Regions from separate parts of the Homo sapiens genome. Here region 2 is linked to region 1. A link is an interaction called in ENCODE POLR2A ChIA-PET data of the cell type or tissue named here. Cell type or tissue: OCI-LY7. All regions are shown on one strand. Each heading gives the region's core, and the rest is flanking DNA. Links, peaks and the distances in the headings are about the cores only.

The links. ChIA-PET counts read pairs that join two places held together with the same protein. Peaks named below come from ENCODE experiments on the same cell type or tissue, not always from the same donor. Only the 100,000 strongest peaks of a DNase experiment are listed, where the experiment ranks them.
Region 2: POLR2A ChIA-PET joins it to region 1 with 6 read pairs; 2 of 35 experiments call an interaction of 5 or more read pairs at or near these places.

What each region holds. Positions count from the first base shown.
Region 1 is chr11:82,927,292-82,943,327 of GRCh38, forward strand. It overlaps DDIAS (DNA damage induced apoptosis suppressor), which reads left to right. Exons shown (of 6, transcript NM_145018.4): 4 at 1,486-1,647; 5 at 2,866-2,983; 6 at 4,441-7,368. The coding sequence ends at 7,044. Among named protein-coding and RNA genes, the nearest start is that of DDIAS, 34 kb to the left of the region's middle. In OCI-LY7, for the core only: no CTCF peak of the experiment used is centred there; no DNase peak of the experiment used is centred there; H3K27ac peaks cover 1,105 bases.
Region 2 is chr11:83,026,075-83,042,110 of GRCh38, forward strand. All of the region lies in intron 1 of RAB30 (RAB30, member RAS oncogene family), which reads right to left. SNORA70E (small nucleolar RNA, H/ACA box 70E) reads right to left here and starts at 15,524; the gene lies at 15,390-15,524. In OCI-LY7, for the core only: no CTCF peak of the experiment used is centred there; no DNase peak of the experiment used is centred there.

The sequences.
Region 1 (16,036 bases), core at 4,709-7,208:
AGTGAGTCAATTACCTTTAATTCATTCTATGGCTAACCTACAGCACAAACTCTAGCAGATTTGTATAGGATTATATGAATGGGTTGGTATAGATCTATCCTCAGTATGGCAGAAGAATAACAGCACAGATCTAATAAAGGTGAGTCACTTTCAGAGCTACAGATTTTAGACTCCCCCTAGTGGCCATCTGGCAACAATCAAATTTATACAACCATCTTTCACCTTGCTTTCTGTTTGCCTTTTGCCACTCTTTTTTAAGATCTTTAGCAATCTGAAGAAAAAACAAAATTCTAGTATTAGCCATTACCATAAAATGTTTTTAGGTGCTTGTTGTATTTCAAAAAAATTTTTTAAACTATTCTGTCTGTTAAATAAAGTTAACCTAACTGAGGGGTGGACATTAAGAACCTGAAAGATAGAAATCAGAGTTATAATACATTGCAAACTAGAAGAGAAGTTAACAGTACAAGTGACAGTAATTATCACAATACTTGATATAATTATGAGGGAGAAGCAGACTAACACTAATTTCACAGTATTTGCACTAGACCCTTTATTTGTCTATTTTAATCCTTCTTCAGCCCTGGACTTCATAGATGAGGAACTCAAGAATTTAGTAACTGTCAGACAATGAGTACATGGCAATAGAGTTACACTGCCATGTAGATGTGTACTTTTTGACTAGAAAGCCTTTAGCCACCATTACATACTGTCTTAAAAAAACAAGTTAAATTGCATGGTTTTCATATCAAATTTTATAATCTGATAAGTTATCAACATAGTCTAATGAATTAAAGAAAGTAATTTTCATTATGGTGAGAAAAATGCAATTAAGTGCTTTGTGTATAAATAGGTATTAAATATTTTGAGATTATTTTTTGTCCTCTTTTTTTTTTTTTTTTTTTTTTTTTTTTTTTTTTTTTTTGAGACGGAATGTCACTCTGCCCCCCAGGCTGTAGTGCAGTGGTGCGATCTTGGCTGACTGCAAGATCCACCTCCCGGGTTCACATCATTCTGCTGCCTCAGCCTCCCAAGTAGCTGGGATTACAGGTGCCCATCACCACACCCATCTAATTTTTATGTATTTTTAGTAGAGACAGGGTTTTACCGTGTTAGCTAGGATGGTCTCAATCTCCTGACCTGGTGACCCACCCGCCTCGGCCTCCCAAAGTGCTGGGATTACAGGTGTGAACCACCGCGCCCGGCCTTTTCGTCCTCTCTTTCATGCACAGTTCTCCTTTAGTTTTCCATCAATTTGGTATGTATTTCTATCAACTTGGGGCTGTTTAATTTAAATCAGTAACGCTAACTATTCTGACTAGAGAAATTTAAAATAAGTTGATCTGAAAGAGTTTAAGAAGAATTTGAGTTGTGTAGGAGCATTTATACACAAAATGTTATTTTAAATTTTTACTGTTCTGGATTTTTCATCATATGAAAAACATTTAATGAACATCTCCACACTTTTTTCCACCACTTTTCTAGGTCTAATTGTCCAAAATGTGGCTCTACTGGTGAATCTGGAAATGCCAATTACAGATACAAACTTTCCTTAAAAGTTGCAGAATCAAACAAATTGTTTGTTATTACTGTATTTGGAAGTTGCTTAGATACATTTTTTGGTCTTACTGCCACTGGTTTGCACAGGTAAGAATACTTAAAACATCCTTTTTCCTGACTGCCCTTAGAATTTGAAGATACAAGTTTATAAGGCAATATGCATTTTTGTAGAAAGATAATCATTCAACCCCAGATTGTCAATTCCTTTAAAAGACAAGCAAGTAAGAAAGATGTTTATTTCCTGAATACATATTATGATGATATTAAAACAGTCTCCTTTTATTTAGGGTAATTAATCTGTAATTAGAATATTAAGTTATAAATCTCTAATCCAAGTTACAGAAATAGAGGCTAAGAAAGTAACATCATTTCAAATTGAAGAATTATCCAAATTGAGGTTAGCATTGAAACAGTTAGGTTCCCCTGAGGCAGAAGAATCTATTTGAGGGAATATTTGCATTTCAGAAATTGAAATTTTATTTTTTATCTGTATTGCAATTTAATTTGCATAGTTTGACCTTTTACGACATTGTCCTGAGAATATAAGAATAAGCAATTAAAGCTTTTCTTGGCCGGGCGCGGTAGCTCACGCCTGTAATCCCAGCGCTTTGGGAGGCCGAGGCGGGCGGATCACAAGGTCAGGAGATGGAGACCATCCTGGCTAACACGGTGAAACCCCATCTCTACTAAAAATACAAAAAATTAGCTGGGCATGGTGGTGGGCGCCTGTAGTCCCAGCTACGCCGGGAGGCTGAGGCAGGAGAATGGCATGAACCCAGGAGGCAGAGCTTGTAGTGAGCCAAGATTGCACCACTGCACTCCAGCCTGGGAGACAGAGCGAGACTCTGTCTCAAAAAAAAAAAAAAAAGCTTTTCTTCCCCCTCAGTCTTCTGCCCTCCTCCCCTAATCACATGCAAGAAATCTATGTCCACATTTTTGTGCTTGAGACAATAAAGGGACCACAACCAGGCTTATCAGAGAAAAGGGATGACTTTTTCCTGCTTTCAAGTGAAGAGCTAGAGATGCCACCACTATTCCCACTGCCACTTTTATTTTTCCTTATAATCATTGCCGGGCCTGATGGTTAGGCAGGTAACTACTTTACTCCCACTTGATCAATTGGTTTTGTTGATTTTTCTGTGCTATGAGAAACTAGAGAGAACAAACTGCCTGGCTCTTAAAGTCACTTTTTTTCCTCTATAAAAGGTTCATGCTGCATTTTCAAATTAATTGTGTCTCTGACTTTATGGCAAGTAAAATTTCAAAGTTCATTGCTTCACATTTTTTACTTTTTTTCCAATCAAGGTACATTCAGGATCCTAATAAAATTCCAGAAACACTGGACAATGATACAACTCAGAATCTATTAACTAAAGCAGTTGAAACTTGCTTTGTTGGACAAAGCTTTATTTTTGGAGTGACGGTAATTGAGACTAGCTTTCTTTTTAATAATCTGTTAACATTTCCATTGTAATGAATTATGTGAATTTTCTAAATAGTTGTTAGGAGTTCTGTACATGTGAAGGCCTGTAGAAACACTTTAAACTATGTAAAAATAGCCTATAGGTGGTCTGTTAAAACACCATGTGTGACAACTTCCTCTTTCGAAAGTCAGGGGAGCCTACTTCAAATGCTTTCAGAGCTTAAAAATATAAATTTATTATATATTTAGAAATGTTAGATATTTGTTTTTGGTATTTAGTATTTATTTTGCCCTCCGGATTTTGTTCAAATTCTATAGTAAAACTTCCACCAATTCTCTAGCTTTTTAATTCTGTCTTCTATAAAAGAGAATAATGGAACACTGAAGGCAAAGTATCTTGAGTATTGATAAGAATACTAAAACTAGATTAAGAAAGATGGTCTTAAATATAAAAGTGACTGTAGAAGAAGTTAAAAAAAAAAGAAGTTACTCCTTTGACTTTGAAGGAGTAATAGTTTTCTGTCTCATCTATGCTAAAGGGAACAAAGAGACATTTTTTTCCACACTGGAATCAGGGTTTTAAAAGAGGACTCCACAACAGAAGAGTGAGAAAAATCCAAAGGGAAGGTAGAATCAACGGCTACAGAGCTTTACTTGTTAAAATCGTAGACAGTCCTTTTCTCTCCTCTCTTCTTTTTCCTCCTCCCCTTTTTCCCCTCCCCTCCCCTCCTCTCTTTCCTTAGCTAAAGAGAACTATGATAGTTGCCATTTATTGAGCCACTGCTATTTTCTAAGCACTGTGCAGTTTTCCATTTTATTACTAAACAGTAATCCTGCATTTTTATTTTTATTTTTATTTTATAAAGGAGAAGACTCAGGTTAAATAAATTGTCCAAAGTCTCAACACTATTAATAAATGCGGGAACTAGGATTTCTTCAAATCAGTTTAAACAAGCTCTTTACTCTAAGGTTTATATTCTCTTACATATGCTACTTTGCCTATAAAACTAACAGAATCGAAATTGGAATTGGGGGATGGAGGTAATAGTTGTATCTGTTTTAACCTTTTAAATCTGTTTATTTTATTTTATTTTTGAGACAGAATCTCACTCTGTCACCCAGGCTGGACTGCAGTACCAAGATCATGGCTCACTGCAGCCTTGACCTCCCTAGGCTCTGGTGATCTCCCACCCCAGCCTCCTGAGTAGCTGAGACTACAGGCACACGCCACCATGCCCAGCTAATTTTTGTGGGGGTATTTTTTTTAGAGGAGAGGTTTTACCATGTTGCCCAGTCTGGTCTCAAACTCTTGAGGCTCAAGTGATCTGCCTGCCTCGGCCTCTCAAAGTGCTGGGATTACAGGCATGAGCCACTGTGCCTGGCTAAATTTCTGTTTCATGTTTAAGTAAATGGAAGACAATTTTATTCTTACTTAAATTTCTTTGCTTCTTTCACAGAATTTTGAAAACCAACCTGGACAAGGTTCAGATGCCAGTAACTTCTTACAGCAATGCTCTGACCACAAAAGAAAAGCCAAAGCACTAGTGGCTTGCCAGATTGTTCTACCAGACCCAGGTATTGCAGGCTTTACTGTCATTGACTACTTCCATCAACTTTTGCAGACTTTTAATTTCAGGAAACTTCAGTGTGACTCTCAGGCACCTAACAATCACTTACTTGCTTTAGATCACTCAAATAGTGATCTCAGCAGCATATATACTTCTGACAGCACTTCTGATTTTTTCAAGTCCTGCAGCAAGGATACTTTTTCAAAATTCTGGCAGCCATCACTTGAATTCACTTGCATTGTTTCACAACTAACAGATAATGATGATTTTTCAGCTTCAGAACAAAGTAAGGCCTTTGGTACTCTTCAGCAGAACAGAAAGTCCATCTCCATTGCAGAGGCCACTGGTTCCAGTAGCTGCCATGATCCCATTCAGGATTCATGGAGCCTTGTTTCATATATGGATAAAAAGAGTACAGCAGAAAAGTTGGGTAAAGAACTTGGCTTACAAGCTAAGGAGCTGAGTGCAGTTCACAGCAGTCATCATGAAATTGGAGTTAATGACTCTAATTTATTCTCTTTGGAAATGCGAGAGCCCCTTGAGTCAAGTAATACAAAATCCTTCCACAGTGCAGTGGAAATTAAAAATAGGTCCCAGCATGAGCTACCATGTTTTCAGCATCATGGTATAGATACCCCAACTAGCCTTCAGAAGAGATCTGCATGTTGTCCACCTTCGTTACTCAGACTTGAAGAGACAGCCAGCAGTTCCCAGGATGGTGACCCTCAAATTTGGGATGATCTGCCATTCTCTGAAAGCCTGAACAAGTTTCTGGCAGTTCTTGAAAGTGAGATTGCTGTAACCCAGGCAGATGTCAGTAGTAGGAAACATCATGTAGATAATGACATTGATAAATTTCATGCAGACCACAGCAGGTTATCTGTGACTCCCCAGAGAACTACTGGAGCCCTGCATACACCACCTATAGCTTTAAGATCATCACAAGTAATAGTCAAAGCAAACTGTAGCAAAGATGACTTCCTTTTCAACTGTAAAGGAAATCTAAGTCCTAGTGTTGAAAAGGAGTCACAACCAGATAACAAAGTAGAGGCTGTCTCTGTAAATCATAATGGAAGAGATATGTCAGAATATTTTTTACCGAATCCTTACCTGTCAGCTCTGTCTTCATCTTCAAAAGATTTAGAAACAATAGTTACTCTTAAGAAGACTATCAGAATCTCACCACACAGGGAGAGTGACCATTCTAGTCTAAATAACAAATATTTGAATGGATGTGGAGAAATATCAGTTTCAGAAATGAATGAAAAGTTGACAACTCTGTGTTATAGGAAGTATAATGATGTCTCTGATCTTTGCAAATTAGAAAATAAACAATATTGTAGGTGGTCCAAGAACCAAGATGACAGTTTTACAATTTGCAGGAAACTTACATATCCTTTAGAAACTCTTTGCAATAGTCCAAATAGAAGTACAAATACATTGAAAGAAATGCCTTGGGGACATATCAATAACAACGTAACACAGAGCTATTCTATTGGTTATGAAGGTAGCTATGATGCCTCTGCTGATCTCTTTGATGATATTGCTAAAGAAATGGACATTGCAACTGAGATTACCAAAAAATCACAGGATATTTTGTTAAAATGGGGAACATCTTTGGCAGAAAGTCACCCTTCAGAGTCTGATTTTTCACTGAGATCACTTTCTGAAGACTTCATCCAGCCTTCACAAAAATTATCCTTGCAAAGCCTATCTGACTCTAGGCATTCAAGAACATGCTCTCCAACACCTCATTTTCAATCAGATTCAGAATATAATTTTGAAAATAGTCAAGACTTTGTTCCATGTTCACAGTCAACTCCAATTTCAGGGTTCCACCAAACAAGAATTCATGGGATAAACAGAGCTTTCAAAAAACCTGTATTTTATTCAGATCTTGATGGTAACTATGAAAAAATAAGGATTTTCCCTGAAAATGACAAACAGCAAGCCAGCCCAAGCTGTCCAAAAAATATAAAAACACCTAGCCAGAAAATCAGAAGCCCTATTGTATCTGGTGTTTCACAACCAGACGTTTTCAATCACTACCCTTTTGCTGAGTGCCATGAAACTGATAGTGATGAATGGGTCCCTCCTACCACACAAAAAATATTTCCTTCAGATATGCTTGGATTCCAAGGCATAGGTCTAGGGAAATGCCTTGCTGCCTATCATTTCCCTGATCAACAAGAGTTACCAAGAAAGAAACTGAAACATATTAGACAAGGAACCAATAAAGGTTTAATTAAGAAGAAATTAAAGAATATGCTTGCAGCAGTTGTTACGAAAAAGAAAACTCATAAATATAACTGTAAAAGTTCAGGCTGGATTTCCAAATGTCCAGACATTCAAGTCTTAGCAGCACCTCAGCTGCACCCTATTCTTGGACCTGATTCTTGTTCAGAAGTCAAATGTTGCCTTCCATTTTCAGAAAAAGGCCCACCTTCAGTGTGTGAAACTCGAAGTGCTTGGTCACCTGAATTGTTTTCATAAAAAGTCACCTGAACCCAATTCCTGAACTTTTAAATCTGTTTGGAAATGTTTGCCTTCAGGGGTACGGAAAGCATTCTTTACATTTTGAACACTTGGAGAGAAGCAAATTGAAAACAGGACTCTGCTGGGAGCTACTGTGCCTTTTAAAATATAAAGCCATTGTTTTCCCCAGGGTTTTATCTAGAATACTATGATTAGGTAGTTGAGCACTTTATCTTATACTGTTTATTGTACTTTAATAATATTGTTAAGATTGTTTTTGAAAGTATTAATGTTTGTTAAAATCACATATACATCCAGAAATAAAGACTTTGCAAACCAAAACTTAGTCTTTTTTAATTGTTCAGCTCAGACCAGAAAATGCCAGCTATATTATAGGCCAATGAGTGTGCTGAGTTTGGGATAGAAAGCTACAAGATCACTGATCTTAAAATATGTTAGTCTGCTGGATAAGACAGATAAACAGGTAACTTCAATACAGTGCAGAAGATGCAATGATATGGGTTTGTAATGGGCATGACAAACATTTACGTTGCTATGAGAGCATGGAAGAAAAGCAGCTAACTCATCAGTGAGCTGAGGGTAAGAAGAAACGTTTTAAGAAAAAAAGCTATTTAGAAGTTGTATGTGAAACTGTTGCTATTTTATTTAATACGTATACACTGAATGCCTACTCTACATGCCAAGGGCCGTGCTTAGTGCTGGAAACTGAAGATAAAAATCAAGCTCCTTCCCTCAAACTCATGAGCTATTGGAATAATCAGGTAATTAGAATCTGGTAGGTTCTATGATAGGAGGTAAGCTTGGGGTGCTAACAGGAACAAAAATGAAAAGCAATTTTCAGACACTCAAGTCTTAGCAGCAGCTCTGCTGCACCCTGTGAAATCTTTCACATATACCTGGCCAGGTTCCTTTGCCATTCCCCACAGCAACCATTCCAAAACAATACTTTCTTCATGCCACAAAGCAACTGCTACTCTCCTTGCCTCCTACTTCATGGACAATATTGAGATCACTTGATATTTTCTCAACTTCTCGCACCCATACCTACCCACATGTCTATCTGTACTCACCCACAGCTGCTTTCCTCTAGTCTCAGAAAATACCATCTAAGTGCTAATCTTTCCATTTAGACTATTGATCTATTACACCCATCTTTGAGGTCTTATACCAAATATTCCCCCTATATTTTCACCTTCTTGCCCTACTGTGTCTCTCCCTCTCCACAATTTTTTATTTTGAAAATTTGCAAACAGAAAAGTTGAAAGCGGCCGGACGCAGTGGCTCATGCCTGTAATCCCAACACTTTGGGAGGCCGAGGTGGGCAAATCACCTAAGGTCAGTAGTTCGAGATCAGCCTGGCCAACACGGTGAAACCCTGTCTCTACTAAAAATACAAAAATTAGCCAGGCATGGTGATGCATGCCTGTAATCCCAGCTACTCAGGAGGCTGAGACACGAGAATCACTTGAACCTGGGAGGCGGAGGTTGCAGTGAGTCAAGATCTTGCCACTGCACTCCAGCCTGGGCAACAGAGTGAGGCTCTGTCTCAAAAAAAAAAAGTTGAAAGAATAGCACAATGATACGGAATGATACGGTATCTGTACATACCATTTAGATTCAATCATTTTAAACATTTTGCCTTTGTGTGTGTGTGTTTGGTTTCTGTGTGTCTAAATAGATACAGTTTTGCTTTGCTAAACCATTTAAAGGTAAGCTGCAGACAGGACATTTCACCCCTAAATTCTTCAGTGCAAATTTTCTTAAAGGCTTCTCTCTACATAGCCACAGTATCATTATCACACCAAGGAAAGATAACAGTAATCCCCAATATCTAATATTCAGCCCATAATCAAATTTTTCTACTTGTCCCCAAATTATAATTGTTATTTAACCAGAATTTCATCAAGGTTCATCCATAGTGTTTGCTTGTCTCTTTTTCTAGAACCTCACCTCTTATTTCACATAATAGTAACTTTATGGAAAAAAAACCTCAAACCACTGTTCTGTAGAATGTCCCACATTCTCGACTGGTATGTTTGCTTCCTTATACTATCAGTACATTGTTTCTCTACCCCACCCCAGTCCCCACATTTCCTGAAAATTAGGCCTAAAGACTAGATGTGATTCAGGTTTTGGCAGGGATATTCCATGGCTCATGTTGTGTACTTTATGTTGTAACACATGAGGAGACACAATATCAAGTTGTTCCACTATTAGTAATGCTAAGTTAGATTGCTTGGTTAAAATGTTGCCCACCGGATCTCGATGTTAAATATACTTTATTTTTCCTTTTTAAGAGTAAAGAGTCAGTGGTGGTAAATTAGTTTGCTTTTCCTTCTATCACTACAGACTCAAGAATTTTTATTTTTCCTATGGAAAGAAAAACAAGCCACGTCTGGTAGCTTATGCCTGTAATCCCAGCACTTTGGGAGGCCGAGGCAGGAGGCTTGCTTGAGTCTAGGAATTCAAGACCAGCCTGGGCAACATGGCAAAACCTCATCTCTACAAAAAATTAGCCAGGTGTGGTGGCACACGCCTGTAGTCCCAGCTACTTGGGAGGCTAAGGTGCACCCAAGAGGTGCAGCTTGCAGTGAACTGAGATTGCGCCACTGCATTCCAGCCTGGGCGACCCTGTCTCAAAAAAACTGGTGCATATTTATTGTCCAATCATTTCATACAAAGATTCTTAATTCTTTCTAGACTGTTTCCTAGTCTTTGGGACTAGGAAATAGTCTGTGTTCTTTTTGTCAGATGTTCTATTCCTGGCTAATTTCATACCTCCCTCTGTGATAAAAGAGTAACGATGCTGTTAGTATTTACAATGTCATGACTTCAGAAACTGTTTTTGTTGAGCTATATAGATCTTGCCTTAGCAGTTACCTAATGTCATTTGTTTAATGCTAGTTCCTCTGTGATGCAGCATCCGTTGTGCTACTGTGAATACTGGTTTCCAATGATCTCTCAAAGGTTGTTACTATACTTTGCTGGTGACTACCGAAAAGCAAGTCCTACCCAGAGTGTGCAGGAAAATAAATAATAATCCATTTTTTGGTCCTATTTACCATTTGTACTAAATATTGCTTCCCAACCATGCAGTCTTTTGAACATTTTAGGCTGCAATTACTGCACTCCTATACTGTGATCTCTTTCAATGTTGGCTGCACCCTGGAAGGATAGGCAAGAGCCTATCCTTGCTCTGTGGTTGGAGCAACAAGAGCGGTTCCATTTGTGCAAAGAATATCTATTCCTCCATCAGCATGGCTTAACGCCTAATCTGGAAATCACAGTGTCACTATCAACTGGAAATGAGAGGACATTGATTGGAAGTGCCCACTGGCATTGTGGACCAACAGTCTTAAAAGGCCTCAGAGAAGATAGGCATGGCCTGCAGAAGGGGGAAGGGTGACCTTCCTGGTGTCAGTGGCTGGAGGCAGACAGGGTAAATAACAGCTGCCACTACCCTCACAGACCAGGGAGAGCCAATGCACAGGCCTACACACAGAACTCAATCCCAAGGACCAGTGGTGACCTTTGGTAGCCACAACCCTGAACTTGTGAGAGTCACCTAAATGAATTTGAGAGTCACCTAAAAATATGTCAGCACCATTCTGGCAGCCCAATCTTGTACTATTTTATGAAAGCACTATTGCCTCAGCCAATGGGAATGACCCAGGTTTGATTTCATAGGCGCAAGTCCCAAGCTCCTCAGGACATTTGGTACACACCAAACATGATGTAGAGGGTTGGAGAATACCTCAAATGGGATAAATGGCACTGTCACAAGCACAAAAGTGAGACTTAGAAAATTTCGAGGGAGGCACTTCTGGCAACTAGCTCCCACGTGGGACCAGGTCCAGGCTCAGGGTGGACTTCTACCAGGCGCTAGAGGAGAATTTAGAAGGAAACTTGAGGAAGGCATTCCAAAGCCTTAGTCTCCCTGAAGCGTAGAGGGCTGTGACAGGATCCCCTCTCACCCAGGCCTCAGAGGTACTTTCTTATCATCCCTCCTTATTGTCCTTTTGTGCCTCCTTATTTGCCTGTTTTAAAAAGATAGTGCCTTTTTTTGTTTTGTTTTTTGTGTTTTGGCAGGATCTCACTCTGTTATCCAGGCTGGAGTGCAGTGGCACAGTCCTGGCTTACTGCAACCTCCACCTCCCGGGCTCAAGCAATCTTCCCACCTCAGCCTCTTGAGTAGCTGGGACTACAAGCGTGCACCACCATGCCCAGCTAATTTTTTTTATTATTATTTGTAGAGACAGAGTCTTGCTGTGTTGCCCAGGCTGGTCTCGAACTCCTGAGCTCAAGTGATCTGCCTGCCTCGGCCACCCAAAATGCTGAAATTACAGGCATGAGCCACCTTTCCTGGCCAATTTTTTAAATATTTTGTGGAAGACAGAGTCTCCCTGTGTTGTCCAGGCTGCTCTCGAACTACTGGGCTCAAGTAATCCTCCCACCTCAACCTCCCAACATGCCGGGATTACAGGGTTGAGCTGCCATGCTCAGCCCAATGATGGTGCCTCTTATAGAGTGTCTGAATGGATAGAGAAACAAGGGCTAACTACAGGAAACCCACTTCACCTATAAAGACATATGTAGATTAAAAGTGAATGGGCGGAAAAAGATATTCCATGCAACTGAAAGCCAAAAAAAGAACAAGAGTAGCTATACTTAGATAAAATAGAAGACAAATCAAGGAACGTTAAAAGAGACCAAAAAAAATCACTACATAATGATGAATAGGTCAATTCAGCAAGAGGGTATAACCTTTAAAAATATCTATGCACCCAACATCAGAACTTTCAAGTATGTAAAGCAAACATTAATAGAGCTAAAGGAAAGATAAACAGTAATGCAATAATAGTAAGGGGCTGGGCACAGTGGCTTATGCCTACAATCTCAGTGCTTTGGGAGGCTGAAGTAGAGGATCACCTGAAGCCAGGAGTTCATGACCAACCTGGTCAACCCCATCTCCAAAACCCCATCTCCAAAAAAGAAGACCCCATCTCCACAAAAAATTGTAAAAGTTAGCTGGGCATGGTGGTGTGCACCTGTAGCCCCAGCTTCTTGGGAGGCTTAGGTAGGAGGATCACTTGAGCCCAGGAGTTCATGGTTACAATGAGCCACTACTGGAGTTCACGGTTACTGTGAGCTACCACACCACTGCACTCCAGCCTAGGCAACGGAGTGAGACACTGTCTCTAAAAATAATAGTAGAGGACTTTAATACCCCATTCTCAGGAATGAACAGATCATCTAGATGGAAAACACCTAATAAGGCCTATCTGACACATACTGAACATTTCACCCAGGTGCTGCAGAATACACATACTTTTCAACATCACATAACACTCTCAAGAATAGACCATGTCTTAAGCCACCAAACAAGTCTGAACAAATTCAAAAAAAGGTAAAAACCATATTAAGTATCTTTTCTCACCACAATGGAATAAAACAAGAGATCAATATCAAAAGGAACCTCAGAAACTTTACAAAATTAATTTCCATGGAAATTAAACATTCTCCTGAACAACCAACAGGTCAATAAAGAAATTAAGAAAGAAATTTTAGGCCAGGCACGGTGGTTCATGCCTGTAATCCCAGCACTTGGGGAGACCAAGGTGGGCAGATCACGAGGTCAGGAGTTCAAGACCAGCCTGGCCAACATGGTCAAACCTTGTCTCTATTGAAAATACAAAAATTAGCCAGGTGTGGTGGCGCATGCCTATAATCCCAGCTACTCAGGAGGCTGAGGCAGGAGAATTGCTTGAACCCGGGAGGCAGAGGTTGCAGCGAGCCGAGATCACGCCATTGCACTCCAGCCTGGGCAATAGAGTGAGACTCCGTCTCAAAAAAAAAGAAACTTAAAATGATGGTGGGTATACAAATGAAAGTGGGTATACAATATATGAAAATCTATGGGACATAGCAAAAGCAGTACTAAGAAGTTTATAGCAATAAACACCTGTATGAAAAAAAGTCAAAAGATTCAAATAAATGACTTAATGATGTACCTAAAGGAATTAGGAAAGCAAGAACAAACCTAAAATTAGTAGAAGGAAAGAAATAATAAAGATCAGAGCAGAAATAAATGAAATTGAGACTTAAAGAAAGCCCAAAAGATCAATGAAAAAAAAAATGGTTTTTTGAAAAGAAACAAAACCAACAAACCTTTAGCTAGACTAATTGTATTAGTCCATTCTCACACTGCTATAAAGAAATATGTGAGCCTGGGTAATCTGTAAGAAAAGAGGCTTAATTGGCCCACCGTTCTCAGACTTTACAGGAAGCATGACAGCATCTGCTTCTGGGGAGGCCTCAGGGAGCTTTTGCTTAAGGCAGAAGGCAAACATGGTGGGAGCAGGAGCAAGAGTAGGGGGCAGGAGTGCTACACACTTTTAAACAACCAGATCTCATGATAACTCACCATCACGAGAACAGCACCAAGTGGATGGTGGTAAACCACTCATGAAAGATCCACCCCCATGATCCAGTCACCTCCCACCAGTCCCTACCTCCAATACTGGAGATTACAATTCAACATGAGATTTGGTGGGGACACAGATTCATGCCATATCACTAACAACAAAAAAGAGAGAGAAAGAAGAACCAGACGAATAATATTAGAAACAAGACAACAGAGACCACAGAAATACAGAGAATCAGACTATTATGAACAACTACACACCAACAAACTGGAAAACCAAGAAGAAATGGGTAAATTCCTGGACATATACAACCTACCAAGACTGAATCATGAAAAATATAGAAAACCTCAACAAACCAATAAAAAGTAGTGAGATCAAAGCTGTAATAAAAAGTCTACCATCAAAGAAAAGCCCAGAACCAAGAGCTTCATTGCTGAATTCTACCAAGCATTTTAAAAAGAACAACTACAAATTCTACTCAAACTCTTCAAAAAATAAAAATTGAAGAAGAGGGAATACTTCCAAATTCATTCTACAAGGCCAGTGTTATGCTGATACCAAACCAGATAAGGACACAAAGATAAAACTCCAGGCCAATATCACTGATGAACATAGATGCAAAAATCCTCAACAAAATACTAGCAAACCTGATTTAAGAACACATTTAAAAGATCATTCACCATGATCAAGTAGAATTTATCACAGGGATTCAAGGATGGCTCAATATACACAAATCAATAAACATGACACATCACATTAATAGAACCAAGAACAAAAACTGTGATTATTTCAATAGATGCCAAAAAGCATTTGATAAAATTCATGTCCTTTATATAAAAAAACCTCATCAAACTGAGTATAGAAGGAACATACCTCAAAATAAAGGCCACATATGACAAACCCACAGCTAACATTGTACTAAAAGGGGAAAAATTAAAGGCCTTTCCTCTAAAGTCTGTAACAAGAAGAGGATGCCCATTTTCACCATTTCCACTCAACATAGTACTGGAAGTCCTGACCACAACACTAAGGCAAGAGAAAGAAATAAAACCTAAAGACTTAAAAAAAAAAACTACTAGAACTCATAAACATTCAGTAAAGTTGCAAGATACAAAATCAACATACAAAAATCAATAGGATTTATATATGCCACGAGCAAACAATCTGAAATAGGAATCAAGAAAGCAATCTCTTTTACAATAGCTACAAAGAATAGAAAATACCTAGGAATCAATTTAAACAAAGAAGCTAACAATCCATGCAAGGAAAACTATAAAACATTGATGAAAAAAATTGAAGAGACCACAAAAAAAGGAAAGCCATTCCATGCTCATGGGTTGGAAGAATTAATGTTGTTAAACTGACAGTACCACCCAATGCAATTTACAGATTCAATACAATCCCTATCAAAATACCAATGACATTCTTCAAAGAAATAGAAAAAAAATCCTAAAGTTTATATGGAACCATGGAAGACCCCAAATAGCCAAAGCAATCCTGAACAACAACAACAAAAAAACCTTTCAGCTCATCACACTTCCTGACTTCAAAATTTACTGCAGAGCTAGAGTAGCCAAATCAGCATGGTACTCTTATGGGATCCTTGGGGTGTTGCTTCACCAACCAGAAACCTCTGTGGCCAATGGTGCCTTTGCCAGAGTTTTTCTCAGGCCCACTGGGCCCATTCAGCTTGGCAGACTGCACTTGGTTCATGCTACCAGCTTGGATCCCATGCCTGTCAAGGGTGAAAGGAGCAGCAGGGGGTGTGTGAGTGAGCGAGTGAGCTTGAGGTCCAGCCACTGCGCACAGCCAGGCATGCTAACTGCAGCAGGATGGGCAGCTCCAGGAACCAGCACAAGCACCAGCTCTCTGCAAGGCTGTGGCTGGACCAGTCATCCCACAAGCTACTTCCACAGCTGACATTGGGGAATGTGGTGGGGCCCAGAAGCTTGGAGATGCCAGGAACTGCAGAGCCCCAAAGAGGATGTCACAGCCCTGGCTTAAGGAGCTACTAGGTCTGGGATCCCCAAAGGGCTGCAGCTTTTCTTTCTTTTTTCTCCCTGCAATATGGTGAGCAAGGGGCATGTATCAGCCCTGTTTGTGTTAGAGCTCTTTCATCCCCGCCATTTGGTGGGTCCTGAGTTCTTGTCCTGCGCCCTGGAAGAATAAGGTACACAGACAAGTGGAGGGTGGGCAAGGCGAATAGGAGCTTTACTGAGTGATAGAACAGCCCAGAGGAGACTCACAGTAGATAACTTCTCTCCACAGCCATGGTGTCCTGATGAGTGTTCAGCTCTCAGCAGAGAGGAGACCCTGTAATGGGTAGTTCCTCTCTGCAGTTGGTTGCCCCAACATCTGCTCAGCTCTCAGCAGAGAGGAGATCCTGGAGTGGCAGCTATATTAGTCTGTTCTCACACTGCTGATAAAGACATACCCAAGACTGGGTAATTTATACAGAAAAAGAGATTTAATGGAATCACAGTTCCACATGGCTGGGGAGGCCTCACAATCATGGTGGAAGGCTAAAGGCATGTCTTACTTGGCAGCAGCAAGAGAGAATGAGA
Region 2 (16,036 bases), core at 5,665-8,164, 100 kb after region 1:
TAGCTACAAGGGAGACTGAGATGGGAGGATCACTTGAGCCTGGGAGGTTGAGGCCACAGTGACCTCTGATCATGCCACTGCACTCCCACCTAGGCTACACAGCAAGACCCTGTCTCAAAAAAAAGACATAGATATAGATACACATACACACATACATAAAAAAAAATAAGGCCATAGGGCTGAGTAGAATAGGATACGTGATATGATTTGGATATCTGTCCCCTTCAAATCTCATGTTGAAATGTAATTCTCAGTGTTGGAGGTGTGGCCTAGTGTGAGGTGTTTGGATCATGGGATAGATCCATCATGAATGGTTAGCACCATCCCCTTGGTGATGAGTGAATTCTGGCTCCGGTAGTTCATGTGAGATCTGGTTAAGAGTACGGCACCTCTGTCCTCACTCTCTCTTGTTTCCACTCTCACATGTAACATTCTGGCTCCCGGTCACCTTCTGTCATGACTGTAAGCTTTCTGAGGTCTCACCAGAAGCAGAGGCCAGCACCATGCTTCCTGTAAAGCCTGTAAAACTGTGAGCCAGTTAGATTTCCTTTCTTTATAATTTTCCCAGCTTCAAGTATTTCTTTGTAGTAATGCAAAAATGGACTAACAATAGGATAGGGCAAGATTGAAAAGAAAAAAAAGAGCAGCCAATCTGGAGAAGGTGTCACACTGAACTACTGCATCTAATTTCACTTATTCCAAAAACCCCACAAAAATTCAGTAAAGTGCTTTATTTTTATTAAAAAAAACCTTATAAGTACAGAGAAGATAAGACAATGGTGTCAAATTTTGGAAGCTTGGGAAGCAGATGAACAAGTAGTAATTGACTTAGCATACTCAGAAAATGTGGAATTCAGCTGATTTAAACCACAGAATCCTTAAAAAACACAGGAACTGACAGTACCTTGTACTCCTAGAGCAGGCGTATAGGATGCTAGAATAAAGAACACAAGAGAGAAGGCTACTCAAGGAGTTAGATACCTAGATTCCCCCTCCTCATTAACAAAACTCCAAAGGCCTGTCTCTGGGGAGCACAAAACAGAAATATCCAGCATTTGCTTGAAATAATCTGAGGAAGGGGATTGCGGGATACAAAGCAAACTAAAATATCCATCAAGTGAAAACTAGTGAACCTGAATGATGGGTACATGGGAATTCACTGTATTGCCCTCCCTACTTTTGTAAATCTTTAGCATTCCCCATAAAAAAAAAGTAAGAGTGTCTTTGGCCTGGCAGTATCCAGCGTGGATGAGGGGGAAACATATCACAGATAAGGCACTATGTCTACAGAAGGTAGAGTGCAAAGGTTCCCATGTTTCTTCTCCCGAGTACCAAAACATAGTCAGATAGAACCCCACCATCCGAAGAAGAGTGAAAGACTCTTTGCTGGTGAATGTACCCAAGGGAAAACCTGAAGATGGTAACATCAGGGGAGCCCAACAAACAGCCCATCCAGATCACCGTACCGTGAGGCTCAGAGCTAATTATCTCCATTCTGTATTCAGAGTTTCCTGACAGTACTTTTTAAAAAAAGCTTTATGTCACATACCATATAATTCACCCTTTTAAAATATGCAATTTTCTCTAGGAACTAAATGAAAAAAAATAAAATGTACATTTCAATGGTTTTTAGCATATTTACAGAGTTGTACAACCATCACCACAATCAATTTTAGAACATTTTCCATTCCCCCAATGAAAATCCTACACACATTAGTAGTCACTCTGCATTCCCCCCACTCCCCAGCCGCAAGTAACTACTAATCTATTTTTTTGTCTGTATAGATTTGTCCATTCTGGCCATTTCATATAAATGAAATCCTACACTCTGTGGTCTTTTGTGAGTGACTTCTTTCACTTAGCATAATGTCAAGGTCTTGACAGCTTTTTTCCTCCCCCTCTTAATCAGGAGCAACACAGCCAAGGATCACATTTTAGAGTGACATCTTGGGAAAGCCTCTAATAAAGATACAGACCATGGCAAACACAAAAAAAAGTGACTTGAAGGAAACAGATAATATGCAAGGGCGGAAATACCATTAATATTCTCACAAAAATGAAATAAAACTACATCCATGAAACAAAAATAGGATGCTATATAAAGGAAACATAGAGAACAAAAAGAGCTCTTAGACATTGACAACATAATAGCAGACTTTTTTTAAATCTTCAATAAAAGGATTGAATGATAAAATCGAAATCTTCTAAAGAATAAAATCAAAAGACAAAGATATGGAAACAGCAGAGAGAAGTTAAGAATATTCTAAAGGTCCAGTACAGGAGGGGTCCTATATCCAAATAAGAGAAATTCCCAGGAAAGAGCAGAAAAAAGAAAAATCATAACAATATATTCAATAAAATTTCAGAGAACTGAAGGATGCAGGTTGCCAGGTTGAAAGGGCCCAGCACACGAAGCACACTGTGAAACTTCAGAAAACTGCAGACAAAGAGAAGATTTTACAAACTGTCAGAGAGGAGGGAAAGACAAATAGGTTATATATAAAGAATCAGAAATCAGAACCCTTCCAACTTCTCTACAGCAACAATAAAAAGACAATAAAGCAATGCCTTTAAAATCTGAAGGAAAATGATTTTCAACTTAGAGTGCAATACCCAAATAAACTACCAATAAAGCACGAGAATAGAAGAAAGATACTTTAAAGTATACAAGACCCAGAAATTCATATTCCATGCACCGTTTTATAAGAAGCTCCTACTTTGGGAGGCTAAGACAGCAAGATTGCTTAAGCGCAGCAGTTTGGGAGCAGCCTGACCAACATGGCGAGACCCTATCTCCACAAAAAGTGAAAAAGTTAGCCAGGCATGGTGGCATGCACCTGTGGTCCCAGGTACTTGAGAGGATCACTTGAGCCCAAGAGTTCGAGGCTACAATGAGCTGTTTCACTTCACTGCACTCCAGCCTGGGCAACTGAGTGAGACCCTTTCTCAAAAACAAACAAAAAAAAGCTCCTGGAGGATGTCCTTCACTAAGTGGTATAAAAGAAACATCAAGAGATCTAGTCCAAAGACAAGCAACAGAGGACGCCAACATGACTACCACAGGAAGTAGCCAACCAGAATAAAGAAGTATAACTCAAGAGACAGACACATTGAAGACAGCCATCACCAACAACCCCACTGCCATTAAACCCTCTTTTGTGTTGTGTTCAAATATTTTAAATATATGATTATAAAGTTTTCAAATATACATAAAAGCAGACCCCCCAACACCCATTACCAAAGTTCAACACTTACCAAGATTTTGACACGTTAACTTAATCTATCCCTTTCCCCCCCTATTTTTTTCTTTGCTTAAATATTTTATTATTATTATTATTATTATTTTGAGACAGGGTCTCGCTCTGTTGCCCAGGCTGGAGTGCAGTGGTGTCATCATGGCTCACTGCAGCCTCAACCTCTGGGATGCAGCAAACCACCTGCCTCAGTCTCCCAAAGTGCTGGGATTACAGGTATGAACCTTAGCATCCAGGCTGTTTAAATATTTTTAAACAAATTCTACATCATATCATTTTATTCCTATGTACCTCAGAACTCATCTCTATATTATTCATCTTCTTACATTATACTATTATTATCACACCTGAATAAAAGTAACAGTAATTCCTTGATATCATCTCAAAAATTTCTTTTTACACACATCTACATGCATACTTGTAGCAGCACAATTCACAATTGCAAAGATATGGAACCGACCTAAGTGCCCATCAACCAATGAGTGGATAAAGAAAATGTGGTATATATCCACCATAGAATACTACTCAGCCATAAAAAGGAATAGAATAATGTCTTTTGCAGCAACTTGGATTGAGCTGGAAGCCATTATTCTAAGTGAAGTAACTCAGGAATGGAAAACCAGATACCTTGTTTTCTTACTTAAGTGGGAACTAAGCTGTGAGGACACAAAAACAATACAGAGCAATATAATGAAATTTGTGACCTGGGGAAGGAGTGGGCAAGGGGAGTGAGGGATAAAAGACTACATACTGAGTAGGGTGTACACTGTTTGGTTGACAGGTGCACTAAAATCTCAGAATTCACCACTGTAGAATTTATCCATGTAACCAAAAACCACTTATAACCCAAAAGCCATTTAAAAAAATTTTTTTAATGTCTTTTCAATGCCAGGTGTGGTGGCTCATGCTTATAATCCCAGCATTTTGGGAGGCCAAAGCAGGAGGATCGCTTGAGACCAGGAGTTCAAGAGCAGCCTGGGTAACATGGTGAGACCGCATCTCTTCAAAAAAAAAAAAAAATTAGTTGGGTGTGGTGGTATATGCCTGTAGTCCCAGCTTCTTGGGAGCCTGAGGTGGGAGGACTGCTTGATCTCAGGAGGTCAAGGCTATGTTGAGCCGTGTTCATGCCACTGTACTCCAGCCTGAGAAACAAAGCAAGACCCTGTCTCAAAAAAAAGTCTTTTTTTGGCTGCGTGTGGTAGCTCACCCCTATAATCCCAGCACTTTAGGAGGCCGAAGTGGGCAGAACACCTGAGGCTAGGAGTTCGAAACTAGCCTGGCCAACATGGTGAAACCCCATCTCCACTAAAAAACAAAAGTTAGCTAGGCATGGTGGCACGCACCTGTAATCCCAGCTACTCAGGAGGCTGAGGCAGGAGAATTGCTTGAACCCGGGAGGCAGAGGTTGCAGTGAGCTGAGATCGTGCCATTGCACTTCAGCCTGGGCAACACAGCAAGACTCCACCTCAAAAAAAAAAAAAAAGTCTCTTTGCAATTAAACTAAATTATGTCCCCCCACAAGTTCATACATATGTTGAAGCCCTAATTCCCAGTACCTTAGAATGTGACTGTTCATGTATTTGGAGATAGAGCCATTAAAGAGGTAATTAAGTTAAAATGAGATTGTTAGGGTGGGCCCTAATCCAATCTAACTGGTGTCCTTATAGAAAGAGGAGAATAGGACACGTAGCAGGACACTGGGAGTGTGCATATATAGAGAAATGACCATGCAAGGAGGTGGAAAGAGGGCAGCCATCTGCAAGCCAAGGAGAGAGGCCTCAGAGGAAACCAATCCTGCCAGCACCTTGATCTTGGACTCCTAGCCTCCAGAACTGTGAAAATACTAATTTCTGTTGCTTAAGCCACCCAGTGTGTGGTATTTTGTTATGGCAGGCCTAGCAAACTAACACATAGACTATCCGAATAAAAACAAGGTTCACACATGACATCTGGTTATAATTCTTAAGTCACTTTATTATTTTTTTCATGTCATTGACTTGTTGCGGAAGCCAAGTCAGTTGTCTGACAGAATGTTCTACATTCTAAATTTCTCTGTTTGTTTCCTTAGAGTGTAATTCCACTTGTCATCCTTTCCCCCATCTTTCCAATATATTAAAGTTAGCTCTAGAGACTTGATGAGATTTTAGGAGTCAACATTTGGGTAAGAATATTCCGTAAGTGGTTCTGCGTATTCTTTTTTTTTCTTTTTTTTTTTTGAGATGGAGTTTTGCTCTTCTTGGCCAGGCTGGAGTGCAATGGTGCAATCTCGGCACACCGCAACCTCCGTTTCCCGGGTTCAAGCGATTCTCCTGCCTCAGCCTCCAGAGTAGCTGGGATTATAGGCATGTGCCATCATACCTGGCTAATTTTGTATTTTTAGGAGAGATGGGGTTTCTCCATGTTGGTCAGACTGGTCTCGAACTCCCAACTTCAGGTGATCCGCCTGCCTTGGCCTCCCAAAGTGCTGGGATTACAAGTGTGAGCCACCAGGCCTGGCCTGCATATTCTCTTTTTAACCTGACAAAAAATGCATAGGTAAACTTAGTCGAGGTTCTTTTCTGCCTCTATTTGTCTTGACCATGTGCTGATGAAGCACCTGCTCATCTCCACACTATTTGTTTGGGTTAGTTGGTGACGTTCACTTCATCCTACAGAAGAGTTTTGCTTTGACCTACCCCTTGAGAGCTGAAAGGACGCCAAAGAAAGACTGGAAGTAGAAAAGACAGAGCCGTCCACTCTTTGTGACCATATTCCATATGTCCAGTGTGTGCCCACACTACAACCCTATCAGATGTCTCAATAGTAGTGATCCTTATTTCCTAGGACTCACTCACATCCTTGCCCACTGACTTCCCCATTAGAGCCTTTTAAACCCCCTGGGAATCTAAAGCTATATTATGACCCAGAGTTTAGATCTAACAGTAACAAAGCTTGCTAGGTTTGTGCTTGCTTCTTGGTTTTTTAAAAAACAACATTTGTTTTAGTAATACAAACACAGGTGGTTAAACTGTACAGAAAAGTAAGAGAACGATGAACACAAAAGTCAGGATAATCATTATGTCTGGTGAGGAGGAAAGGGGGTATGATTTCAGGGCAGAGAGTAGACAAACAGCTTCTAGGATACAAATAATGTTCCATCTGATAAATTGGATGGCAAATTCACAATTTTCTTTCTTTTATTTTTTGAGACAGCATCTCACTATTTTGCCCAGGCTGGTCTTGAACTCCTGGCCTCAAGAAATCCTCCAACCTCAGCCACCTGAGTAGCTGGAATTGCAAACATGTGCTACTGCATCTGGTCACAATTTTTATGTTCTTCTTTAAACTGTAAATATGTATTTAAAACATTCTTTCATATGCATTGTATGTTTCGCATTAATTATTTTTATGTAAGCAGTCCACCATAGCTAGAACACAGGGTTTGAAGAGTAGAGTAAAAGGAGAAAAGAATGGAAAAAGAGTGTACTCTAAAGGTAAATAGGAACCTTAATCATGCTCTCTTGGGAGTAACATCAGGGAACATTTATACCCAATATTAATTAAAATGACTTTCTCATAATCTATCTATCAAGAATGATAGGAAAAATCCATTTTTTCTAAGTTACCTAGATATGAAATACCCGACATCTTAAGCATCTCACTGGGGAACATAATAATATGGTTTTGATGTATTTTTCCAGGGAGAGGAGTTTCAGCTTGCCCTAGGGAACATGTTTGCCTCAAATTCTTTTTTTTTTTTTTTTTTTTTTTTTTTGAGACAGAGTCTTGCTCTGTCACTCAGGCTGGAATGCAACGGCATGACCTCAGCTCACTACAACCTCTGCTTTCCGGGTTCAAGTGATTCTCCTGCCTCAGCCTCCGGAGTAGCTAGGATTACAGGCACATGCTACCACACCCAGCTAATTTTTGTATTTTTAGTAGAGACGGGGGTTTCACCATGTTGGTCAGGCTGGTCTCGAACTCCTGACCTCAGGTGATCTGCTCACCTTGGCTTCCCAAAGTGCTGGGATTACAGGTGTCAGCCACTGAGCCCGGCCTGCCTCAAGTTCTTAAATGACACAAAGCTGGGAGGGATGTGGAACAAATGTTTTATATTACAGAATTAAAATATATCTTGGCAAGCTAGAGTGACAGGTCAAATTTAGGCCAATTTCTAATAACATCTCCCATTTGTTGAGAACACTCGATATGCCAAGAGCTTTACATAATTTATCTCACTTAATCCCTACAACCACACTGTGAAGCTGAAATCCAGGAAAGTAACTTGCCCAAGGTCATAAGGCAAGTTAATAACAGAGTTATGATTTGAACCTAGGTTTGCAGGCTCAAGTTTCAGTCTCAAGTGAGATTCCTTCAGCCACCAGAAATTAACATTCAAAACTGAATCCTCTGCTACCACACTGGGAATTAAGAAAACAATAATAAATAAATAAAAATCTCAATCCTCTTTAATTCAGCATGTCACCCTCAGAAAACTGCATCACCCAACCTCAAGCCCCTTGGGCATATGAGGGTATCAAGTACCTCCAAAGAATGATCAGATCAAATGAAAAAAAAACCAAACAAACAAAAACAAAAAAGAATAATCAGATCAGGCCATTTTCATTAATGTAACACTTGGGGACCTCGACAGCTGCCAGGAAACCTCCATCTGTCCTCAAGAGCAAGTCCATCCTCAAAAGCAAGCTGTAACAGGATTCTCTCTGCAACCCATTCCCAGCTCAGCCATGTCTGCCTCCCCATCTGTATTTAAGACTGCAAAACTCAAGCTCTGCAGTTATAAACGGAGGCCACTTACCACAAAGATTGCTGAGCAAGAGCCCTCAGCCAGGCTATTGCCTACCTTCAATTTTCTCTCGTCCTCAGGGGCACTGTGATTTGATGGGTGTGTACAGCTGAGAGAACAGCACAACCGGCTCCAGTGCACAGTCATATCCAATGGAGCTATCCCAAAAGACAGCCAGAGAATTTTAATGAAAACCAGAAAACCCCTGGCTGCTAAGTCCAACTGCGGTTCAGGCCTGCCAGCCCCTCCCCCTGCAGCTAAGAATCTCTGAGCCAGCTTTGCCCCAAAGAGCAGGGAAGAAAATCCATTTTGCACTCAGTAAATCCTTCCATAGCAGCCACTTCGCAGAGTCATTTAGGTTAAAGGTGAGGCATATGATAACTGCAACAGGACCCAGGGACCCTGAGAGGCACAGGGTGTGGCAGCAGCAGATTTGAGCCAACAGATTATGAAACAGTCATTTAAAAAAAAACAAAAAGTCTTTCCTTCTGCCAAAGCTCTCTGCCCACAGCTGCATACAAGGCTAGTGAGGAATCTTAACAAGCTTAAAGGGGCCGTATTTCAGATACTCCAGAACCAAGGTGGGAGGAAATAAGTATTTTGAGCACTTACTATGTATCAGGTGCTCTGATCTCATTTCATCCTCACTGTGAGATGGGAACTGTAAACTGCAGGTAACAGATAAGAACATTGACTCAGAGAGGTTCCATAACTTGTCCAAGGAACACAGTTAGCAAGAGGGGAAGCAAGACTGAAAGTTCAGTGTGGGTGAGGCTCATCAGAAGTATCAAACTTTTTGTTCACAGAGAGCAGAAAAAAATAAAAAGAAAAGAAAGGAAAAGAAATACTAAACTCAAAATCCTGACTAATAAAAAGAATGATCATTTATTGACCACTGGCTATGTGCCAGGCACTAAGCTAATATTTTTACATGCACCGTATCATCTAATCCTCACAGCAACTAGATAAGATACAGGTCATTATTACCTCCATTTAATAATGAGCAAACTATGGCTCAGACATTCAATAATTTGATCAAGGTCACTGCATCACCAGGATTGGAACCCAGGTCTACCTAATTCTAGAGTGCTCACCTTAAAACACTCATCCTAACAGCATTCAGAAGGGAGCCACCTAGATCATCATGCCAAGCACGCAAGTTGCAGCAAGATTTCTGCTCCCCTCCCCAGCAGGTAATGCATATTCCAGACTTGCCTTTCAATTCCTCCCAGCAATCTTCAGTGGAGGCACAGTATCACTGGCTCTGGGGAAGGTGATAGCTATGTCTCTACCTTCCCATGCACCATGGACTCAGTTGTCCCGACATGAGTGAAGGAGAAGGCCACCACCATGATCCAGAGACTCACATGAGTATAGAAGCAGACAGCTTCTTTCCCCAGGCCCTGCTCCATAGGCCCATGCAACCTCAAGCAGCAACCTCTTCCTCAACAGCTCACAGGCCTGTTTTGTATTCTTAACAGGAGACCACGTGCCTCCTTTTTAAGCAACTGTGATTTCCCAAGGGAGATGACTGTCTAGACACAGCATCTATCTTGACAACCAGACTGGGCCACACGATGTTAGGTTTGATAATTTAATTTTAGGGTCTGTGTTCAGCTCTCCAGTGAAGGCTCTGTGCTTGGCACCCCTGGGTAATCAGATCGAGTATCACTCAGTGCAACAGCTGACACCCTGGGTTAGAACTGTCTTTCCAGCCAGGCAAGTGTTACTTGCGGGAAGTCACAGGCATCTTATGGATCACACACACACAGGCACAACACACAAACAGTTCCATTAATGAGGCTGAAACTTGATAGAACTCTTCTATGCATGTTCAGAATTAAGTGCCAGGCTTTGACTGGTGGTGGACTGAATACTTAATATGTATCAGGTACTGTGGTGGGTACATTCACAGCCAATATCTTAACTGACCCGCACAACATTCTGTAAGGTAGATAGAACTGCTATTATACAGATGAGGCAACTAAAGCCCAGAAAGATAGCATAATTTGCCCAAAGTCACACAGGAAGTGGCAAAGCTCAGGTTCAAATTCTTTTTTTTTTTTTTTTGAGATGGAGTCTCACTCCACCTCCCAGGCTGGAGTGCAGTGGCACGATCTTGGCTCACTGCAACCTCCACCTCCCAGGTTCACACAATTCTCCTGCTTCAGCCTCCACAGTAGTTGGGAATACAGGCAGGCACCACCATGCCCAGCTAATTTTTGTATTTTTAATGGAGACAAGGTTTTATTATGTTGGCCAGAGCTGGTCTCGAACTCCTGACCTCAAGTGATCTTCCTGCCTCGGCCTCCCAAAGTGCTGGGATTACAGGCATGAGCCACCAGGCCTGGCCTCAAATTCATTTTTAATACAACTTCAACACCCTTTCAGTCAATTATGAGTCCATTCATTTATTCCTCAGATAGTTATTGAGCACTTTCTATGAGCCAGCTACTGTGACACCTACAGAGGATACAACTGTTAACATAAGGTAGGTCCAGTTACCAAAGAACTACTGTTCTCATGAGGATAGATGACAATGCAGATAGATAATTACAGAATGATGAGATGAGGCCTCAGAGGACTGATGGGATCAGGCCTCTCTGAGAAAGTGAGATGTGAGCTGAGACCTGAAAGATGAGAATAAGCCAGGCATTTGCAAAGCTAGGAAAAGAGCGCAGGCAATAGATACAAGAAGTGCAAGGGTTAGCTACCAGAAAAGGCTTGGCGTGTCCAAGGAACATAAAGGAGAACAGGGACCAAGGCTGGGTGAGCAACAGGGAAAAAAGAACGGTTGAGATGACACAGGGCCTCGTTGACCATGGAAAACACTTTGAATTTTGTCCAAAGGGCAATGGGAGATCAAAGAAGAGTTTTAATCAGGGAAATAGTGTAATCTGACTTGCGCTTTAAAGAGATAATTCTGGTTGCTGTGTGGAGAAGTGAGTGTAGGGAGTGGGCAAGACTTAAGAATAGGGGAGAGATAATGGTGGCCTGGACCAAGATAATGGTAGGGGAGAGGATTTTATATTTGGGAATAACAAAGAAAATACTTGAGGTGATACTAAGTGTTTTTTTAAAAAATAAATAAATAAAAACTTTGAAATTTAATTACAATTTTAAAAAATAAAAAGACAAACGAATTTTTTTTTTGAGACAAAGTCTTATTCTGTCACCCAGGCTGGACTACAGTGGTGTGATCTCGGCTCACTGCAACCTCTGCCTCCAGGGTTCAAGCAATTCTCCTGCCTCAGCCTCCCTAGTAGCTGGGATTACAGGCGCCCACCACCATGCCTGGCTAATTTTTGTATTTTTAGTAGAGACAGGGTTTCGCCATGTTGGCCGGACTGGTCTTGAACTCCTGACCTCACGTGATCCACTCACCTCGGCCTCCCAAAGTGCTGGGATTACAGGTGTGAGCCACTGGACCCAGCCGAATGAATTTTTTAAAAAATAATGAAAATACTTGCTGATGAATGGTATGTGAATGGTGAAGGGAACAAACTCCTGGGTTTCTAGCTTGAACAACTGGGTAGAGAGTGGTACCACGTATTAAGAGAGACTGGAGGAGAAGCAAAATGCTCGTGAGATAGCCAACTATATCACACTAAGAAGAAAAAAAAAGTGGACCCCAGTTGTGTTTGTTCAAGGGGAAGCTAGGAATTAAAGGCCTGAAGCTGCTACTCTGGTGAAGATAAAGTGTTTGGGGGTTATGATAGAGAGTAAAGTGCAAGAATCTGAAAGGATGCCTTAGGAAACAGGGGTTCCACTTACTTCATGTGGCCATCACTGCCAAACTGGGACCAACGTGCGGAAGACAGACAGGAAAGGAATTCAGTCTGACATAAGGAAGGCTGTCTCGTGGTCAGAGTGAAATAAGCTGCCTTGGGAGTGGGAGAGGGTGAATGATGACTTCTCTGTCATTGGAAGGGTTAAAGAAAAAAACAGATGACTCCTTGACTGGAGGGTTAGAGAGAGAATTCAGTAATTGAATAGGGAAAATGCTACATAAAATCCTTCTAAACTCTGGAATTCTGTGGTTTTAAGATAAAATCTTAATTAATCTAACCTTCAGGACTGGAGTTTCTCCAACAGGGCAGAACTCCCTTGGTATGTCCTACCTCTCAGAAGGCAAATGAGATCAACGTTAGCTAATTTTAGTCACTATAAAGTGACTCCTAGTTCATTTCTAAGTGTCAAACAAGATGCTGAAAGGCTTTTTGGTGTAGGTGAAAGGCATATGCTATGGAACTGGATATCCCATATCTGCAATTGATTAGCGCTGTGTCCTCTGGCAAATTATTTAAATCCTCTGAATCTCAGTTTATTTCTTTGAAATAGGGGGAAAGCAATGCCTACCTCAAGATGTTTACTGTGAGGACCAAAGCCTTATGCCTGATACATTCTATTAAGAAAAATAATGAGGCTGGGTGCAGTGGCGCACACCTGTAATCCCAGCACTTTGGGAGGCCAAGGCAGGCAGATCACCTGAGGTCGGGAGATCAAGACCAGCCTGGCCAACACGGTGAAACCCTGTCTCTACTAAAAATACAAAAATTAGCCAGGCATGGTGGTGGGCGCCTATAATCCCAGCTACTTGAGAGGCTAAGGCAGGAGAATCACTTGAACCTGGGAGGCAGAGTTTGCAGTGAGCCAAGATCGCACCACTGCATTCCAGCCTGGGAGACAAGAGAGAAACTCCATCTCAAAAAAAATAAAAAAAAAAAAGAAGAAGAAGAAAAATAGCTAACATCTATTACTACAGATCCATAACTATATGCTAGGCATGTGCTATGTGCATTTAAAAAAATCCAATCCTTACAACAACCCAGAAAGTAGCCACTATTGTTATTCCATTGTAAAAATCAGAAAATTGATTTCTAAAGGTAAAGTAACTTATCCAAGAGTCATATAATTAGTAATTGCACAAATTAGGAAAAAACAAACTTCGACAAAGTTGAAAGAAAAAGACAAAGAAAACCATATTTAGATAATTTGAAAGAAAGTTACCTACTGTTGAATTAACAAACAATTCATTTTACCAACTAGTCATTTAGTAAATATTTATTGAATATATAAATAAATAACTGAATGAATGAATGATTCCAATGAATATTTCTTGAGTTCCTGCTAGGCACATCATCAAGAAGCTAGGGTTACAGAAAATGTCCATCAATTTAATTGAGAGTTTGCCATTAACACCACAATCTTCAAACTCCAAATAAACTGCCAACATAACAACACTTAGTCCATGATAAAAAGTCCTAAGAAATGCCATTCTCAGCTAAGCGCAGTGGCTCCTGACTATAGTCCCAGCACATTGGGATGCCAAGGCAGGCAGATAACTTGAGCTCAGGAGTTTGAGACCAGCCTGGGCAACATGGCAAAACTCCATCTCTTCAAAAAATACAAAAATTAGTCGGCTGTGGTGGCGTGTGTCTGTGTTCCCAGCTACTTGGGAGGCTGAGGTGGGAGGATCACTTGAGCCTGGAATGTTGAGGCTTCAGCTAGCCGAGATCACGCCACTGTACTCCAGCCTGGGGAAGTCAAAATTCTTGGGGAAGTCAAAACTCTTAGAGGAGAGCTCTGAGCAGTAGGCAGATAACCAAGAGCACACAACAATGGAAGCTGAGAAAGGAGGCGGTCTCAAAGAAAAGATGAGTAAGACTTCCACAGGAAGCAGAAATCAAAAAGAAAAAAGGCTGAAAAAATGGCCGACTTAATAAGTAGGAGTTTGTCAATGGACTTCTCTGGAACTGTGGGGAAAGAAACCAAGTTTCAAAGGGCAACTGGATGAATGGGTTAAAGAGGAAGAGGAGGCAGTCTTTTAAAAAGTTTGGCAGTAAAAGGAGGGAAAGGGTAAGAAAAGTAAGTAGTCTGATGAGGAGAAGCAGCAAGACTGTTAATAAGAGTATAAGGTGAGGAGCAGGAGCCAAAAGAAAAGGAAAAGTTGAAGACAGAAGATACATGGAGAAGATGTAAGAAAGAAACAGGAGGACCAGACTCCAGCACGTCAAGAGGGAATAGGATACAACACACAAGTGAAAGGCTACCCTTGGGAAATAAGTCACCTTCTGCTCTAAGACAGAAATGAAAGAAAAGAGATTTTGACAAATGGACATGGTGAAAAGTTACTCTGAATCAACCTTGAATACAGTACAGAGAGTGATCACATTGAATAACACTATTTTGGGCTGGGTGCAGTGGCTCGGGCCTGTAATCCCAGCACTTTGGGAGGCCGAGTTGGGTGGATCACCTGATGAGGTCAGGAGTTCGAGACTAGCCTGACCAACATGGAGAAAGCCCATCTCTACTAAAAATACAAAATTAGCTGGGTGTGGCGGTGGACACCTGTAATTCCAGCTACTCAGGAGGCTGAGGCAGGAGAATTGCTTGAACCTGGGAGGCGGAGGTTGCAGTGAGCCGAGAGTGTGCCATTGGCACTCCAGCCTGGGCAACAAGAGCGAAACTCTGTCTCAAAAAAAAAAAAAAAAAATTGAATAACACTATTTTGAACTTAAAATAATATTGATTTTCTTGGATCACTCCTAACTTGGCATTGAAAAGGACAACCACCATTTGGATGTAAGTTCTATACAGTTAAAAATCAGAATCTTCTTTTTCTGGACAGGAAGTAGGATTTATTGGTGGGCATTAGGAGGGAGCAGCACAGTGGAAGCCTTCGTGAATGCAGGGCCTGCCACTTGCCCAGACTGGAGATGTATTTGACCCCACAGCCATCTGGGATGAGCCACTTCTCATACCAGAGCCACCACGTCTTCAAATTCATCTGCACTGGCTGGGCACGGTGGCTCACACCTGTAATCCCAGTACTTTGGGAGGCCAAAGTGGGCAAATGACTTGACGCCAGGAGTTTGAGACGACCCTGGCCAGCATGGTGAAACCGCATCTCTACCAAAAAAATACAAAAATTAGCTGGGCGTGGTTGCATGTGCCTGTAGTCCCAGCTACTCAGGAGGCTGAGGCAGGAGTATTGCTTGAACCCAGGAGGTGGAGGTTGCAGTGAGCTGAGATCACACCACTGTACTCCAGCCTGGGAGACAGAGTGAAACTCTGTCTCAAAAAAAAAAAAATCATCTGCATCGAACTTTGAAACGCCCCACTTCTTTCAGATGTGGATCTTCTGGTGACCAGGGAACTTGAACTTGGCCCTGTGGAGGGCCTCAATCACATGCTCCTGGTTCTATAGCTTGATGTGGATAGACAAGACAACTTGGCCAGTATGAACCCTGATCAAGGCTCCTTGAGGCTTTCCAAAGGCACCTCCACTGTCTGGAGCCTACACTGGGGACAGTACAAGGTCAGAGACATAAACATATATTAGAAAGGGCTGTCTCCAAGGTCCTTTAGAGCAACCCATACAAGAAACAGGCTGCATACACTACCAAGGAAGCTGCTGTTTGCAGCTATTGAACACCAGGCCCCAAAGAGGAAAGGAACTAGGTCGGCTTAATTGGTTGCAGAAAAATCAGTCTTACTGAGATGTTGGTTACGTTCTGTTTCTTAATCTGGATACTGGTTACCCTGATGTGTTCAGTTTGTGAACTTTATTAAGCTAAAAAAAAAAAAAGTTTTTATAAACTTTTTAACTTTAAAACTTTTTTTAAAAAGTTTTTAACCTAGGCCATGTGCAGTGGCTCATGCCTATAATCCCAGCACTTTAGGAGGCTGAGCTGGGTAGATTTCACTTGAGGCTAGAAGTGTGAGACCAGCCTGGCCAACATGGTGAAACACTGTCTCTAGTAAAAATACAAAAATTAGACAGGTGTGGTGGCACATGCCTGTAATCTCAGCTACTCAGGAGGCTGAGGCAGGAGAATCGCTTGAACCCGGGAGGTGGAGGTTGCAGTGACCACTGCACTCCAGCCTGGGCAACAGAGTGAGACTCTGTCTCAAAAAAAAAAAAAAAAAAATTAGTTTTTAACTTAGAATCACCACTCCTCTACTATTTGTTCAGTTTTTAAAGAGTAACTCA